2 separate regions of the Mus musculus genome follow, and region 1 is linked to region 2. Evidence: chromatin loops called from intact Hi-C (ENCODE). Cell type or tissue: heart. All regions are shown on one strand. Each heading gives the region's core, and the rest is flanking DNA. Links, peaks and the distances in the headings are about the cores only. Region 1 has its middle 21 kb from the start of Trmt9b. Region 2 has its middle 94 kb from the start of Trmt9b.

The links. A loop is a pair of places that touch in the nucleus more often than their neighbours do. Peaks named below come from ENCODE experiments on the same cell type or tissue, not always from the same donor. Only the 100,000 strongest peaks of a DNase experiment are listed, where the experiment ranks them.
Region 1: it touches region 2 in a loop (2.4-fold over the local background); 7 of 42 quality-filtered maps call a loop at or near these places.

Annotation. Positions count from the first base shown.
Region 1 is chr8:36,433,371-36,441,709 of GRCm38, forward strand. No RefSeq gene overlaps it. Among named protein-coding and RNA genes, the nearest start is that of Trmt9b, 21 kb to the right of the region's middle. In heart, for the core only: a CTCF peak has its summit at 4,129 (motif pointing left); no DNase peak of the experiment used is centred there.
Region 2 is chr8:36,359,604-36,367,942 of GRCm38, forward strand. No RefSeq gene overlaps it. Among named protein-coding and RNA genes, the nearest start is that of Trmt9b, 94 kb to the right of the region's middle. In heart, for the core only: a CTCF peak has its summit at 6,530 (motif pointing right); a DNase peak (open chromatin) is centred at 3,898.

The sequences.
Region 1 (8,339 bases), core at 8-8,007, 74 kb after region 2:
CTTCTACCAGCTCCTACTTTCTCAGTGCTGCTGGCCGTTAATTTCAGAACTTAAAATAACATGTCCACGTATTGATTTGCCGGGCTGAAAAATTGAATGTCTACATGAGAGAAGAGGAATTAAATGCATTTAGACCAGCTTCCACAAGCCCTTGCTGCATTCATTCGAAACTGTATTCCATGGAAACATCAACATGATTATAGAGAAAAAAACCCACTGGTACAGGAGAGATCACAGATTCCCAGAGCTGAGGGGCTAGCTAGCTTTACTTAGACATTTTGCATGAACTAAATTCTCACTGGAAAAAAAGAAAAGAAAAGAAAAGAAAAGGAAAGGAAAGGAAAGGAAAGGAAAGGAAAGGAAAGGAAAGGAAAGGAAAGGAAAGGAAAGGAAAGGAAAGGGAAGAAAAGAAAAGAAAAGAAAAGAAAAGAAAAGAAAAGAAAAGAAAAGAAAAGAAAAGAAGAAAAGAAAAGAAAAGAGAAAAAAGAAAAAGAAAAAGAAAACCCAGGCAGGTAGAATTTTTGGACTTGGGGGTTTTCCGTGGCGAGGTTCCCCTTTCTGTGGTCACTCCTCACTGCCGCTGATGGAGCCAAGCTTTCACCCTCCTCAAAAGCCAGGCCACCCTTTCTGAGGCGTTCCAACCTGGATTGGCTGGTCGCAAACATGATTTTCTCTTAATTATTGTTATTGTATCAGCTAGGGCCTTTCTTTACCTTTCTGTACCATCTTCTTCGGTCACAGAGAATATGAAGAAATAGGATAAGATGTCCTGTAAGTCCTTTATGTTGTCCTTACCAGTGTTCACCTGGGAGAGCGACCTGATTTTGTAGATCTGCTCCTAATGAACTGAAAACTCCAAATCCTACTGAATGGTCCCCTCTCGCCAGGAGATGACTCTTGCCTAGTAAAAGAACCTCCCTCTTGGTGAGGAAAGATCTTTAGCCCTATGCCTATTGCTGTGATTAGATTTACAAATGAATGATTGCATCAAAGGGATTACAAATCTTTTCAATTCTCTTGACTTAATCTCATCTATGAACTTAATAGACATCTCAGTCAGAGGATTCAACCAGGGCCACTATGTCATTTGCTAATGAAAAAATTGCATCAGAATAGCAAGAAGGCTGGGACGGAGCTGTGAGCAGAAGGCTCCCAAAGCAGCAGCAGAAGACAGCCCCCTTACATGTCCCTCTTAAAGGAAGGAAGTGGGGAAGAACAGGAGATGGGGGAAGAAGGACATCGCTGAGTCCTGAATCCAGGAAGTTGCTTGGCCTTGTAATGAGGGATAAATACAATTATAGCCAAGTGATGCTGGTCCACTCTTTAGTGTGGACTGTAATGTGTCCTATGCCATTGCTTTTGTCTCTTGGCTATTTAAAGTCCCTAGATGCTAGTGTTTGCACCCCGCTGGAGTTAAGTTTGTTTGTAGATCACCTTGACTGGGCTGAGAGTTTTCTTGCTAATGGTCAAACTGTGCCCCCCAGAGCTAAGACCTGTGGCCCCAGAGAGGAGCATTTTAATTCAGATAAGCTGCTGTTTAGGTAGCCAGAGAGACTGCCTTGATTAGAATGTAGTATGTATACTCTGAAGACAGCTTTCTCCTGAGAAGGCATAGAGAACTTTAGAGCTGTGTGGCCTGTGGATTCTTTTACAAAGACTCACAGTTTGCTTCGTCAGACACTAAAGCCTAAACGTGGACTCTCATCTCAAAGAATGACAGAAACCCTTCCGGGGGCTCCAGCATCCACATGTGCAGAGTACTCAGTTTCTTCTTTTTAAAAAAGCACGTGTGCGTGTTCATGTTTGTGTAGCTATACATGTGTGTTCAGGTACATGTGTGTACTGTGCAGATGCACATCTTTTGAAGCGTTCTCCCCCCCCCCCCCATTGAACTTGAAGCTGAGAGTTTTCTTGCTAATGGTCAATCTTTAGGCTAGCTTGGCTGGTTAGTGAGGTCCAGGGACCCTCCTGTCTCTGCCTTCCCAGTGCTGGGATTGCAGGCATGTACCACCAGGTCTGGTATTTTGGGATAGGTTCTGGATACTCCACTCAGGCCCTCCTACTTGCAAGGCAAACGCTTTACTGCCTGAACTATTCTCTCAGCTTCTTAATTTCTTCATTGGGTATTTAAGTACCTAATGAGGATTTTTCTCCACTACAGAGAAGGGCGTTATGATGAGCATCAAGGAACCTGGGAAACCAAACAAGGCAGAAGTCTGGGGAGGGAGGGGGAGAGAGAGAGAGAGAGAGAGAGAGCGAGCTCCGATACATCACACGTCTAGGGTAATTGCTGGTGGACAGAGAGATGTTCATGATGACAACTGAATGTGACTTGAAAATTTCTTCTTGGAGCCATACTCTATAGCTGGAGCTTTAGAGTGTCACCCCAGTACTTGGTTGTTAAAGGCATCTCTCCCAGATGGGAGGGCACAGGGAGAAGATGGAGCAGCAAGGTTAATTTGTAAATGCATTCCAGTGTCTGGTGCCTTGTGCCAAGCCCTGCCAAGCCCTGCCAAGCCCTGCCAAGCTCTTGAATCAACAGTTAAGTGCCATCTCTGCTGGCAGGGAAGTGGTGCATGTGTCATAAATTAAAAGCGGAGGGATAAGGACCCGACAGAAGGGTTGGATGCTGTGGCTGAATCGCTCCAGTGATTCTGCTTCCATTCCATGGTCTTAAACAGATGAGACAAACGCATCTCCGCCTGCATCTCACTCGACAGAGGCCTCACTCTGAAATTCCTGGAACCATACACTAATAGACTTAAGAATCTCACTGCTGTCAGGTTGGAAGGCTCCTGGAACATTGAATTTAAGCTAGAACATTAAATTCAAGTCCCTTCGGTCCTCTAGCTATTAGATGGGAACTGATTATGAAAAGGAAGAGAAATATATATCATCTTTTAAAGTCTTCCCATGTGCATATTCCCTTCGCTTCAGCTCCCACGGTGACCAGCATATAAGAAATAAAAGCCCGTGTATGAGGTTTTATGGACTCATTCAAACTGAGTAGGGAGAGAACAGAGTAGTGGAATGGGGAGACCCTTTCCTTGGGAAGGACCTCAGACTCCGACTGTGAACAGTCTGCTTTCCATGTTTGTCTTTAACACACACACACAGACACACACAAATATATATATATATAAAACGGGCTGGAGAGATGGCTCGTGGTTAAATGTTCTGCCTGGTCTTCCAGAGGGTCCAGAATGGATTCCCACCAGTCACATAGCAGCTCACTGCCCTCTGTAACTCCAGATCCAGGGGATCCAATGCCCCTCTGACTTCTGAGGACACCAGGCATGCGTGTGACATGCAGACATACATTTGAACAAAGCACTCATACACATAAAAATAAAACTAAATGAATCTCTTTTATAAAAAGATGTATTTTATTGATATGAGTGCAGTGCCACTGTCTTCAGACACACACCAGAAGAGGGCATCAGATCCCATTACAGATGGTTGTGAGCCACCATGTGGTTGCCGGGAATTGAACTCAGGACCTCTGGAATAGCAGTCAATGCTCTTAACCACTGAGTCACCTCTCCAGCCCCTAAACAAATCTTTAGAATGTAAAAGCTTAAGTCACAAGAATTGCTACCTGAAGGGGAGGTCCCTAGGCATTACTGGGTATCACACACATCACAAATGACATCATCTCTAATCATCGAAACAACCACGGAGAAGAATGGTTTCATAGACTTGTTACAGGATAGAAGTGAACCAGCTTGTCCTCTCAAACCAATCCGATGTTACCCAGAGACTAAATTCTGAATGCCTATGAGCCTGATGTTTGCCGACTTCCATTGGGAAGAAGTGAAGTGTATACTGGGAACGCCTGGATAGGTAGCTCTGCTTAGGGAAGGCAGAGACAAACGGGACAGGAACAGAGATAAAAAAATAAATAAAAAGCCGTGCGTAGCATCATCTCAGCAAAGAAAAAGAAATCAGAGGTTCAGCCCACAGAATAGACCCCCAAAGGGAAAAGAAACACTTATAAGGAGCTGAAGAGATGGCTCAGCAGTTAAAAGAACTGACTTTTCCACAGGATAGGGTGCAATTCTCAGTACTCTAACGAGAGTTTGCAACTGCCTATAACTCCAGTTGCAGGGGATCTGTCGCCCTCTTCTGGTATCCCTGGGTATTGCATGCGTGGGATACACAGACATACACGCAGATAAAACACCCAAATAGGAAGGCAAGGTTAGAGCACAAGGCTGAACAAGGAGGCCGGGTTTGTAGTATACAGCTGGATGAAGGGGACAGGTTTAGCTAATCCCAGTAGGAGCAGTTTCTGTAGGGGAACAGTCTTCAGGCCACAAACATCAGGGAAGGGATTAGGCTATGGTGAACATTTTTTTTTTCACACAGTATCAACACTCACATAAAAGAAAAATAAACAAATCTTTACAAAAATGTTTATTGGATTTAAAACATAACACACTTGCCAAATGTTTGTGCCATAAACCATCTTGATCCACCCACTCACTCCCAGAAAAACCTTAGTTCAATAAAATTCATAATGGATTAGCTTTATGAAAAGGGGCTCTCAGTTCAAAGGGGGGCTTCTAGCTGTCAAGGCCAGAGATTTGAGGGGCTTGAATTTTTGGATTCTGTAGAAGTGAGGATCTTAGAGTCTCAGAGTTTAGGAACATGCATAAGACAGCCAATGATAGGATTATACCTTCTTCCTGACAGCACTGAGCTCAATAGAGTTCACACATCCAAGAAATAAACAAGAAGAGAAAGAATAACTACAGGCAGCATGAGCTATTAACAGCAATACAAGAGCTGTTACCAAAGCAAGACCCTCATCGAGCGGGGGATACATGGGGGAAAATGTATTTTTAAGGAATCTATATATGCCCACAGGACAATAGGCACATTCCTGAGTGTGCTTGACTTCACATATACACAACTGAGTGTGCTCAGCTTAAGGTCTTTAAGAAGGAAAGACAGCCTAACAGATCGCTTGACATGCTCAGCTCGCTGGGTAGATGACAGTCTGACATACTTCTGGGCCCACTGAGCTTCTTTCCCCATAAAGGTTTTAGCTATGTGTCTTAGTCAGGGTTTCTACTACTGGACAAAACATCATGACCAAGAAGCAGTTGTGGAGGAAAGGGTTTATTCAGCTTACACTTCCATATTGCTGTTCATCACTAAGGAAGTCAGAACTGGAACTCAAGCAGGTCAGGGAGCAGGAGCTGATGCAGAAGCCATGGAGGGATGTTACTTACTGGCTTGCTTCCTCTGGCTTGCTCAGCCTGCTCTCTTATAGAACCAAGACTACCAGCCCAGAGATGGTCCCACCCACAAGGGGCCTTTCCCCCTTGATCACTAATTGAAAAAATACCCCACAGCTGGATCTCATGGAGGCACTTCCCCAACTGAAGCTCCTTTCTCTGTGATAACCCCAGCCTGTGTCAAGTTGACACATAAAACCAGCCAGTACACTATGGCTTTAGAAAAGGATGCTTTGAGAGTGGACTAATATATGAGTTTCTTCTTAAGGAAGCCCACGTCAGCTGATAACACAGCTGGTCCACAATGGAGCTGTTCTAGTCTTTTCCCACAATCACTCATCTTGGACTGGTCCTTTCTTACACCCCTCACCGAATGATTCTTCATGCTGTGGCCTCTTTTGCTGCCATCAGTCATAAACCCGACGTCCTCAGTCACTTGCTGGTGTTTTTCTTGACTCTTTATCCCGAGGGCTTTTGCTACCTGAGTTGTCTAGGGTGGTGAGAAAATGAAGAGAAGACTGACAGATGGGCGCACATACGAAAAGCTGGGATCAAGTGATCTGAGCTCTGAAGATGGAGAGCCCTCAACACATTGGAAGTTCAGCAGTGTTTATTATAGAGAGTTGAACAGGGAGGCGGGGGTATCATCTACAGCTGGACAAGGATGTAGGCTTATTACCTAAGGAGGCAGGGTTTGGGGTGTACAGCTGGGTCAGGAGGACAGGTTTAGCTTATCGCAGTCTGTAGAGAAACAGTCTTTACAATACAAACAGCAGGGGTGGAGGTAGGAGACCATATGGACATTCTCTTCACACCCTCAACACAAACTCCGTCCCCTGAGGGAGCCTCTGCTCTGGGACCCTTGACATGACCGTTGCCATATCAACAGCACGATGCACTGATGTCACAACTCAGTCTTCCTCTGCTCCCCACAGGTCTGATGTCTCAATTTGACGATGCCTACATCACTGCCTGGGGCTCTTGGAATCATCTCCCTATTTCAAATCTACAGGCATTAGTTTTGTTCCCTCCCGCCCCCATCCCCTTCTTTCTCTTTCCCACTGTAGAAGGTAAGGGGATGGTGAGACGTGGTCAGATTCAGGGTACAGTGAGAGTGAGAAGAGTCAGAGGTGAGTGCCCTTTCATTCCCTCCCCTCCCTGTCCCTCCCCCCTTCTCCTCTCCCTTCTACTCCCTTTCCCTCCCCTTGCTTCTCCCCCCTCCTCTCCCCTCCGCTCTTTCCCCTCTTCTCTACTTCCCTACGGATAGTCTCATCTGTGCTCTCTGTATTTACTTGGCTTTTCTTCGCAGCACATATAAGATATGGAATGCGGCTTATCTGTTTAAATGTTGATCATCTTATTTAAAAATAAGCTTTACAGCTTGGTTTCATTATACTTAGGACCAAGAACAACAGTGTTTGGCACAGGCGCTCGATCTATATTTGTCAATAATCTGGCTACTCAGTCCAGCAAGGTGATTCAAAATGACTGCTAAAAAAAAAAAAAATGTCGGTACCAGCAGTAGAGGAAATATAGCTGGGTTCCACAGTTCCCTGTTCTCAATCCTGACCTCCAAAAGCTCTGCTAAGTCATAGGTTAATAACTCACCAGCTTCCCCACCCCCGATATTTTGCTTGGCAAGTAACTCTTAAATTCATCTCAATGCAGTATGAATACATTCCAAATTTGAGTAACTTTGTTTTGGCTAATTTATTTTTTTACTTAAAATAAAAAAAAACAGTGTATGAAAATTCTTGGTATTCAAAGTTGTGTGTTTTGTAGATATTTTCTTTAAAATAGGTTTAAAAAAATAGCTCATTTTCCAATGGGAAAACTGACAGTTTTATTTGCTGATGGTAAAATTCAAGCTTAAAAGTGAAACGTAAGTTTCTGCATTTTCTGATGTCATCGGTGACTGTTGTCGAGTGTGGGTGGGGTCTTGAGTCTGTTTAACAGTTCTGCTCATGCATGGAAGATCACCATAGCTCAGTGAGCAGCCTCATGCCAAAGATCCAGTGTGTCATGTTACCAAATAAGTGGATTCACTCTTGGAATCCTGTACTCAGACTGAGGCAGAAGGATTGCGAGATTGGGACCAGTCTGGGCTGGCTGCCAAATTTTACTGATAAATTTTCAGATTTGACGTTTTATTGAATCTCTGGGAGATTATTGTTCCTTCCAAGTGCCAGCATATATGTATATGTGTGCAGTGTGGTATATGCAGTGTCTAGAGGGAGTGGGGAGGCTAGGACAGAGAAAGTACCCAGGGAGCTGAAGGGGACTGAAGCCCCATAGGAGGAACATTAATATGAACTAACCAGTACCCCCAGAGCTCCTTGGAACTAAACCTCCAATCAAAGAAAACACATGGTGGAACTTGTGTCTCTAGCTGCATATGTAACAGAGGATGGCCTAGTCGGTCATCAATGGGATGAGAGGCCCTTGATCCTGTGAAGGCTTGATGCCCCAGTATAGGGGAATGTCAGGGCCAGGAATGGGAGTGGGAGGGCTGGGGAGCAGGGGGAGAGGGGGATAGGGGATTTTCAGAGGGGAAACCAGGAAAGGGGATAACATTTGAAATGTAAATAAAGAAAATACCTAATTAAAAAAAATTCCCTATCAAATTTGCTTCTAGAAGCAGAGAATAGTAGGGTCAGAATGAATTGTAAATATTTACATTTTTCTGTGTCTCTTTCTTGGTGTTTGAAATTACAAAATAATAATAATAATAATAATAATAATAATAATAAGCTCAAAAGCATCATTTTCCTTATAGGAAAATGATGTCATTTGGACCCTAATATATTTTTATATTTTGGGAAATGATTTGACGTTATCTGTAATAACTAAGGGGAGCATATTCTTTTTCGGTTGGTAGGCTGGCTTCCTGTTTGCTCCTGTGTCGCACAGAGGCTTACTATGTGGCACATACAGAAGCGCACTGCGTTACCTTCTGACTCCTCTGCTTCCTAGCTCCTCCTCCCAAATGCTGGGATTAAAGATGTACGCCCCATACTTGCTGATGCTGATCATTGGTAGTACATAGGAACATTTTCCCAAGTCAGACTGTGTTTGCCCATTGAGTGTTGGCCATAT
Region 2 (8,339 bases), core at 55-8,054:
TTTGGGAAGATTAGAGTAAAATAATAGAAGCATGGCTTGTATACCATTGTAAATACACTGTGTAGAATAATATACTTTACAAAGGTCAATTTGTGGTTGTGGTTGTTGTTGCTGCTGCTGCTGCTAGTGATGGTGGATTACAACAGAGTCTTGCTATTGTAGCCCAGCCTGGCTAGAACTCACTAGGAATCTCAGGATGCTCTTGAATTCAGGAAATCCCACGACCTCAACCTTCTGAGTGCTGAGATTATAGCCATGAGCCACAACTGGTTGAAATGGTTCGTCTTAAAATATATAACTTTCTCCTTGATACAAAAAAATTAAACACAAAATCACCGTAAAATTTAGATATTAGGTTATACATGAAAGCATTCCAAATAATTACTCATAACTTTTAGAAGTCTGACTCTATATCCCTTAGACGTTTGAATAAGCACTCTCCTCACTTCTATGGGGTAAGACCCCAGACAACTCCCGAGACCTTGACTAGTATAAAGCCCTACTTACACTCATTTCCTGTAGGACTGAAGATAGAGCCCAGGGCCTGGAACATGACAGGTTCTGTCACTGGTTTACATGGCCAGCTTCTAATTTTTCCCTTTTAATGTGTTGATACAAAGTTTCACGACACAGCTTTCTTGGGTTGACTTGGAATTTGCAATACAGACCAGGCTGGACTCTAACTTGCTCCGATCTCCCGGCCTTTGCCTCCCAGATGCTGGAATTAACAGGCGTGCAATGGCCACACGTAATTTTCACAACTTTTTATTTGTGTGTGTTGTGTGTGTGTGTGTGTGTGTGTGTAAGAGACAGAGAGACAGAAAAGCAGAAAGAGGGAGAAAGTTTCACTAAATTATTAACTTAGTAGCCTGGGTCCGGCACAGGATAAATATCCTGTGTCTGGTTATCTTGTCCTTAGATAGGCCTTCCTCCTACGTGTGCATTTAGAAAATTAATTTACCATTTAACTAAAAATATTACTTACTTAATTTAGCTTTTTAAATAAGCATGAAAGGTAGATGTTAAAGCTCATTTTAGCCACCAAGACTCTCAGAGCCAAAGAACACACTGCTTAACACCAGAAAGCCACGGAGTTGGATTAAATTTGGATCTCCATAATTTGAAGGTGTTTGAATTTTATTCTGTGCACCATGCCCTTTTATTAAGACTGTGCAGGGAACAAAATTTAAATCAAGCTTTCTCATGTGGTAGTTGATAGAGCTAAGTATCGCATGCTTTATAGCTCCATGTGTAGTGACATCAAACTCTAAGCTTTCAGTGGATCACAGTTGATGTATCGGCACCAGAAAAATTAGTAGAGGCCACAAGGAAAGCTCCTCAGAAAGCTAGCTGTTAACCACTGACAACCACACAACCAGTGCCTTCAAGTAACAGCTATTTCTTCTTCATTCCTGGTTCATGCACTTTATAATTGGTTACATTGGATTTTTTTATTATTTTATTTTTAAAATTGGTCTATCTATCTATTTATCTATCTATCGTGTATCTGTGTATCTATGTGCCCGTGTATCTGTGGTGTTTTTTCTTTGGGTAGCCCTCAAGGTCCTTGGAACTCACTCCATAGACTAGGTTGGCCTTGAAATCACAGAGATGGGCCTGCCTCTGTCTCCTGAGTGCTGGGATTAAAGGGATTAAAGGCACACACCATCACTGCCAGGCTTTAGTTATATAATCTTATAGGCCTCACATCAATAAATTCTATCCACATAGGCAATTGACCACATCAGCGAGCAAGTACTTTTATCTTTCTCTCAATATACTGGAGGACAGAATTTCATTTTAAAGGGCCCTGAGAGGGGGAGAAAGTTATTAAACCAACCAGCAGGGGGAGCCCAACTTCCAAACGTGGGCACTAGGTAGTGCTCTGACATTCAGCTAGATTCAAAAGCTAAAAATACAGTATTCATCAGAAACTCAAACATACACTAGAAATAAAGAGTATTCAAAGACAGTTATGTGTTCAGGATCTACATTGCCCAAAATCCTGGAAGTAAAGACTTACCTTGATATATTCTAGAAGAAACATTAAGCAAAGAACTAAGAATTTTAGAAGGTAGGATCTTAGCTTCTTAAAAGAAAATCAAATGTACCATGCATTTTATATTCTCTGATAGAGGATTTTTATAATACATAAAGTGTAATTTTCAGAAAACCCATTCGCATGTTCAGGGTTCTTTAAATCCCACCTAAAGAATATATGAATGTAATAAAAGTATAATTTAAAATTCATTCGGTAAGAAAGTTGGCAAGGTTATTTTAGATTTTATCTGAAAATGCAAAGTAGTAGGAAGGAATTTAAAATGCAAACGAAACTGAAATGATTTTTATAAGAGGGAAGTTGAACTTTCCGATTTCTGTATCACATTCCATGCCAGCATCGTTTGCACAGTGACATAGGTGCTAAAATATGCAGACCCAAAGAATCGACTAGGCTGAGCAGACCTTAGGAGGTGGGATTCGATTAGCATGACTTACCGCGCTGTGGGGCAAACTGTGACTTGTTCAGTCAATGTGACAGGCTCATGATTTGGGGAAGGAAATTATATACTTCTTCCCTGCTCTAAAATAAAGCCCAGATGGAATACACATTTAAATGCAGTACCAACACTTGTTAAATATATTAAATGCAATACATCATTTCTATGATCATATATACGTACATATACATTTCTCCATGTAAACAAGTGGATGCTACCTATATGACCAACAGCCTCCCATTGGTGTGTAACAACAGCCTCCCATTGGTGTGTAACACCTCTGTGGGTTTGTGTAATCACCCTACCCTTATTTCCCATCCACAGTCTCTCCTGCCTACAGGATGCCTCCCATTCACAATAGACACGTCTACTCTAGTGGGGAAACTACTTTTCTGTAGAGAAGAGGGCTGTTGGCCACTGTGAGCAGAGCAGTGTGGGAGAAAACAGCCTCTTTTGCTCTGTTTCCAGGGGGAAACGTCAATGATTCGTACTTTCATTCCTGTTCATAATTGTGAAAATAATTAACATTCACAGATGTACAGAAAATAGTATTATCAAACTCTTCCAGCCGTTATCTTGTGGCAGCATTGTTTTGTTGTGCATACTCTCTAATGTCCTCCAAAGACCCATGGTTTGCATATTTAGTCCCCAAGAAGGTACTATTAGGTGGAGAACTCTTAAAAAAAAAACGGAACCTAAGGAAGGTATCCTTAGGTCATTGGGAGACCACTCTACAGGGGATCACAGAACCCTGACTCTCTTCTCACTCTGCCTTCATGTAATAAGCGGAGCAGCTGTGTCCCATGCTCCCTACCACTGTCACGGGAATTCTCACTGGAAACCCGGAAACAGCTAGTCTGCCTGATTAGACCCCCTAAAACTCTGAGGCAGCATAGACCTTTTCCTGTCTAAGATGAATACCTTGTGCATTATTACAGTGGTAGAAAGCTAACGAACACACCTGCTCAGTCTATTCTGAACAATTCTTATATCGACTCAAATATCAGAATCCTAATTATTTCACTCATAAATAGTTCAGAATCACGCAGCTAGCTGAACACCTAAAAGTCACACATTGCAGTTGTCTAATGTTAAATGCACAGGCGGCATTTGAAGCGCCCCATTATGAAATAAATGCTTCTGTTGCTATCGTCAACCTAAAGTAACAAATGAAGGAAGATTCACCCAAAACAATAAAGCTATCATTTCCGGGAGTTGTGTGCCATAATAAACGATGTACAGAGTTAGGGATACAAAGAGAGACGAGGGCTTTTAAGGCAAAATGGAAAGGCTTACATAAGTTGTTTTGAAGCAATTACCCTTGGTAAGGAGGATCAATAACAATAGTGGCATCAGTCCAAGGTTAAGCAGGCAGTTGCTGGGCAGATTTCCTCGCGTCAGTGTTTTCTGGGCAAGGTTATGGTGGCCTTTTGTGCAAGCGAATGGTTCTGCCAGAGTTCAATGTGCGAGTTCCTGCCCTCAGACATATGGGCCCGCGATTTCTCATCTAGAACTTGTTGGCTTTATTTTTAAATATTTGTAGAGCTCCCCACAAGCAACTTCTGACAAGCATTCACACTGTTCAAATCAGACTCCTGCGTACGCAGATGTCTCATCGGTTTGCTCTTAGGGACAAGTCTGTATGTTCACTACTCCCAGTGACCTCTGGGTACCATACTGTGTTTGCCATACATTATCTTTCAGAAGACTGGATCTTTGTTCCAGAAAATGTGTGTTTGGGGTGGGGTGGGGGTGCTAAATAAAACAGATAACAGTCAATGTGACCAATATAGCCAACACTTTTTGTTGCATAGCGTTTAGTTTTTAAAGGACTCCATCAGCTTGGGCATCGAACACAGAAATGCCCTCTCCAGGCAGTCTCTAACCAGCCTGGCACTTTTGTGAGCTCAACACTCCCACGCAGTGGCTAATTGCTAAGAACCTGACACTCCCCAACCCCCCAAAACTTCTCCCACTTATTTCTCAGACTATTTAGAGATTCTCCTCTTATGGGTTCCAGAAAGGACTTCTCTGAGTCTCCCCCTCAATTTGCCAACCTGGACCCCTTGCTGCCAACCCTCATGTGATGACCTCATCAATCTTCATCTTTCTGGTGGGGATCCTGCCTCCGTGACTGGCTGCCTCTTTAATGCTACCCCACCCAGGGGCCACTTTGATATGGACTCCAGCTGCCAGGATGAAGTGGTTGCTTGTCTGATCGTGGGTCTGCTCTTCCTAGGTGGAAGTTGATCTTGTCACACAGGCTGAAGCACAGCCAACCCATCAGATATCTTAATTGATCCCCACTTATCGGCCACGTGCTGCTATTGTGAACTAAGCGTTCTCTACATGAGCCTTCTCTCTCTGTGATATCTAGGTCAGGTGGTCCCTGTGGTCTATGCATTTTCAGGCACATTTCTGTTTCTCTATGTTGGTTTTTTTTTTTTTTTTTAGTAAGTATCCGACGCAGCCTTACTTCCAGATTGCCTTTATTTATGGAATGATATTACCATGTGCTGTGACTCACTGATTCAATATTAGGTACTTTCTGAAAAAGCTGGCAGGTATAAAATACTGAGTTATTTCGTGGGAAGTGAGAAGACGTGTTCAAGACAAATTTTAGTTGCGTGTCATCCAGGAGCTGGCCCAGGAGTTAATGCAAACTGGAAAGTCAGCTTTGATTCAGATCCAGCTGCCTCTGGTGGCAGGCTATTAAAAGTTTGTAAGCTTCTTTTAAAGTTAAGCTCCTGGCACATTTGTCTCTAGAATGGAGCTGGTGAAGTTTGCAATGGGATTCACTGCAATTTGACAGCATTCAGAAGAACTCATTCATCTCAGAGTCCCCACAAAGGATTCTACATTGTGTGTGTCTTCCTTACTTGGTATGATTGTTCAGCCTAGCATTTTTTTTTGCAGAGAGAAAGATTTGTCTCGTAGGTCTTAAACAGATGGCAGGCTGCATGAGAAATCAGATTCATTGTTTCAGTTGTGGAAAATCCACTAAGAAAATCCAATGCATTCTGTCAAAGACTCGGTCCTGGAACTGACAGTATGCATTTCCTAAGGCATCATGAACATTTTGGTCCACTTTCTGTTTGAGATTAGTATCAGGAAAGTGATACTGAACTCTGCTATCAAGAATAGTTCATAACCTCAGGGCCATTCAGAACTACATGTTATGTAACATAACCACTCATGTATGTAATAGAGGTCAAGATATCATCTCATACATTGTTCTATTAACTCTGTGTGTGTGTGTACGTGTACGTGTACGTGTGTTGGGGCACATTTGCTTTTACACCTAACATACAAAATGAACTAGTCATTAAGTAAATGTTACCCCAAATCAAGGGAGCAGAGTACATGCATTTCAGTTGTGCTTTCACACACACACATGTGCATTCATGTATGTGCAGGTACATGTGTGTACATGTGGAGACCAGAAGTCAAGCCTCAGGAGGCACTGCTTCGTTTATTTGAGAGATAGTCTCTTACCGGGACCTGGGGCTAGCTGTGCTAGGTTGGCTTGCCAGCAAGACCCAGCAATCCTCCTGTCTCTGCCTGCCTCGTGCCGGGGTTGTCAGTATACAACCATCCCACCTAACTTTTCAAGTGGGTTCTGAACATCAAATTCATTCTCTCATGCCCACCAACTGAGCTTTTAGCTATCTCCTCAGGATTTCTATTAACTGAGTTTTCAGCACGCCAACCATATAAAATATAGGCCCTGGAAGGAACTCACTTGTGTGAATTTTGTTCCTATGAGACTTCTGTATGTCCATTAAATCAATACTTCCCCAAAAGTGCGCCTTAGCAACAGTCCTGGAGGATACTACTCCCTATTACAAGGAAATACATGTGAGGTTAAATAATTTCAGCATAAGACCCGCCCAAGATCAAGCCAGTCATCATTCCACCGTGAAGGGGGTGGGCTCAGAACCCCCACCCCTAACTATAGACAGCTTGGCTTCTGGGGAAACATCATTTTCTTTAAGGATGAGGTCTCTGGAAGGTCAACCATGCTCCAGTAGGTGGCCCCACAGCCATGTGTATATGGGTAACACAAACCAGACAAAGTGGACAACATGCAGTTGGGAGGGGGTTAAGAAATGGGGTGTAGATATGGGAGGAGTTAGGGGAACTGGGGAGTGAATTAAAGTACATTCTATGCATGTGTGACATTCCCAAAGAATTAATAAAGTATATTCAACATATTTTCACCCAAACTGGATTATTAGGTAAGCGCCGTTGTAGATTTTCTTTGTTTTTGTTCTTCTTTTTAAAAACAAAACAAAACAAAACAAAACAAATGCTGGCCACCTGCGATTGTAAGGTCTCAGAAAGTACAACTGTCCGGAAATGAGCTCACACTAGACTATAGAATAATTTCTGGTGGTTAGATAAAAGCCAGCATCCCTATGGGACTTGCAAACTAGGTTTTCTGACCCCGGAAGGAGTCATTTCCCTTGCCCCTGGCAGAAGGGACATGTGGCTTCATTGACCAGCACCTGTAAAGTCTGTGCAGCCACCACGCTCCTCAGTCCCAGTAAGTCCAGTATTCTTAAGAACCAGTTATACATTTCAGAGCCCCGTACCAGCATCCTGGGCTTTCTGATCTTTCCAGGTTCTCCTCCTCTCAGATGCTGTTTGTTCTCTACATGGCAGCCAGGTGTTCCCCTTTGCCCTGTTATCCCACTGCTCTTGTTAGCCCTTTTCTTGCTCTCTACTCTCCATCTCTTGCAACCCCCACCATTCTCCCCTGCTCTCCTCCCTCCCTAGCATCACCCATGTCTAGTCTACTGTTTTATTCTGCTCTGGAGTCTTCTAGACTCCTCTGGATACCTTCTTCCTCTTATTCACTACAAACCCCCTTCCCATTAACCATACCACAGAAGAACCGTTTCAGTGGTTTCTTTCCTGAGCCCACTCACATACAGTGAGCTTTCTGGACAGCTCCAGAGTGCAGGTTTTCCCATCTCACATGCATGTGGAGTGCAGTGTCCTATCATCATGTAAAATCAGCAGTCTATGAGGGTGATATTCAGTCATCCCACATGCAATACCAAGGGAAGGAAACAGATGGGAGACCTTAAACCACACTGCAGCCATGGGACAACTCAAATCCACAGAACAACTGTTTTGTGCTCATGGGACTCTTGTTATTGAAAGGAAACTGTTGAAAATATTTTCAGGTTAGGACCATAGTTCTTCCATGTTTCACTTACTAAGAGTGTTTTAGGAGCCATGTGTATGCATAGTCTAAGTCTTATGGGTGTTACAGAGCATAAAATTATTCATCCAGTTTTATTTATTAAACCTTGACTCTGTAGCCTGGATCAAAAAGAAGTGTATTTATTTCCCAGCCAATCTTACAAGCATGATTAAGTAAATGTAAGAAGCTCTCCCCTCCTCACCCCACTCTCGTGCCAAGGTAGACAAAGCTAGGAAAGAGATTCAACAGTTCACAGGGGCCTAGAGAGGAGGAAGGCTATGGTTAGGTGGAGACTGGTTAGTGAGACAGAAGTTGGGGCTGAGTTTTAACTACCGTCTCAAGATGTTTGTGATCAGCTGTTGTCCCTGTCTAAGGTGTGTGCGTGGCATTACATGCAAGTCATAAAAGCAAGATGAAGGTTGGGTAATGACAGAGTTTGAGACAATACTGGGTGTCTTAGTCAGGGTTTCTATTCCTGCACAAACATCATGACCAAGAAGCAAGTTGGGGAGGAAAGGGTTTATTTTTTTATTTTTTTATAGGGTTGCAGACCCCTTTAGCTCCTTGGGTACGTTCTCTAGCTCCTGCATTGGGGGCCCTGTGTTCCATCCAATAGCTGACTGTGAACA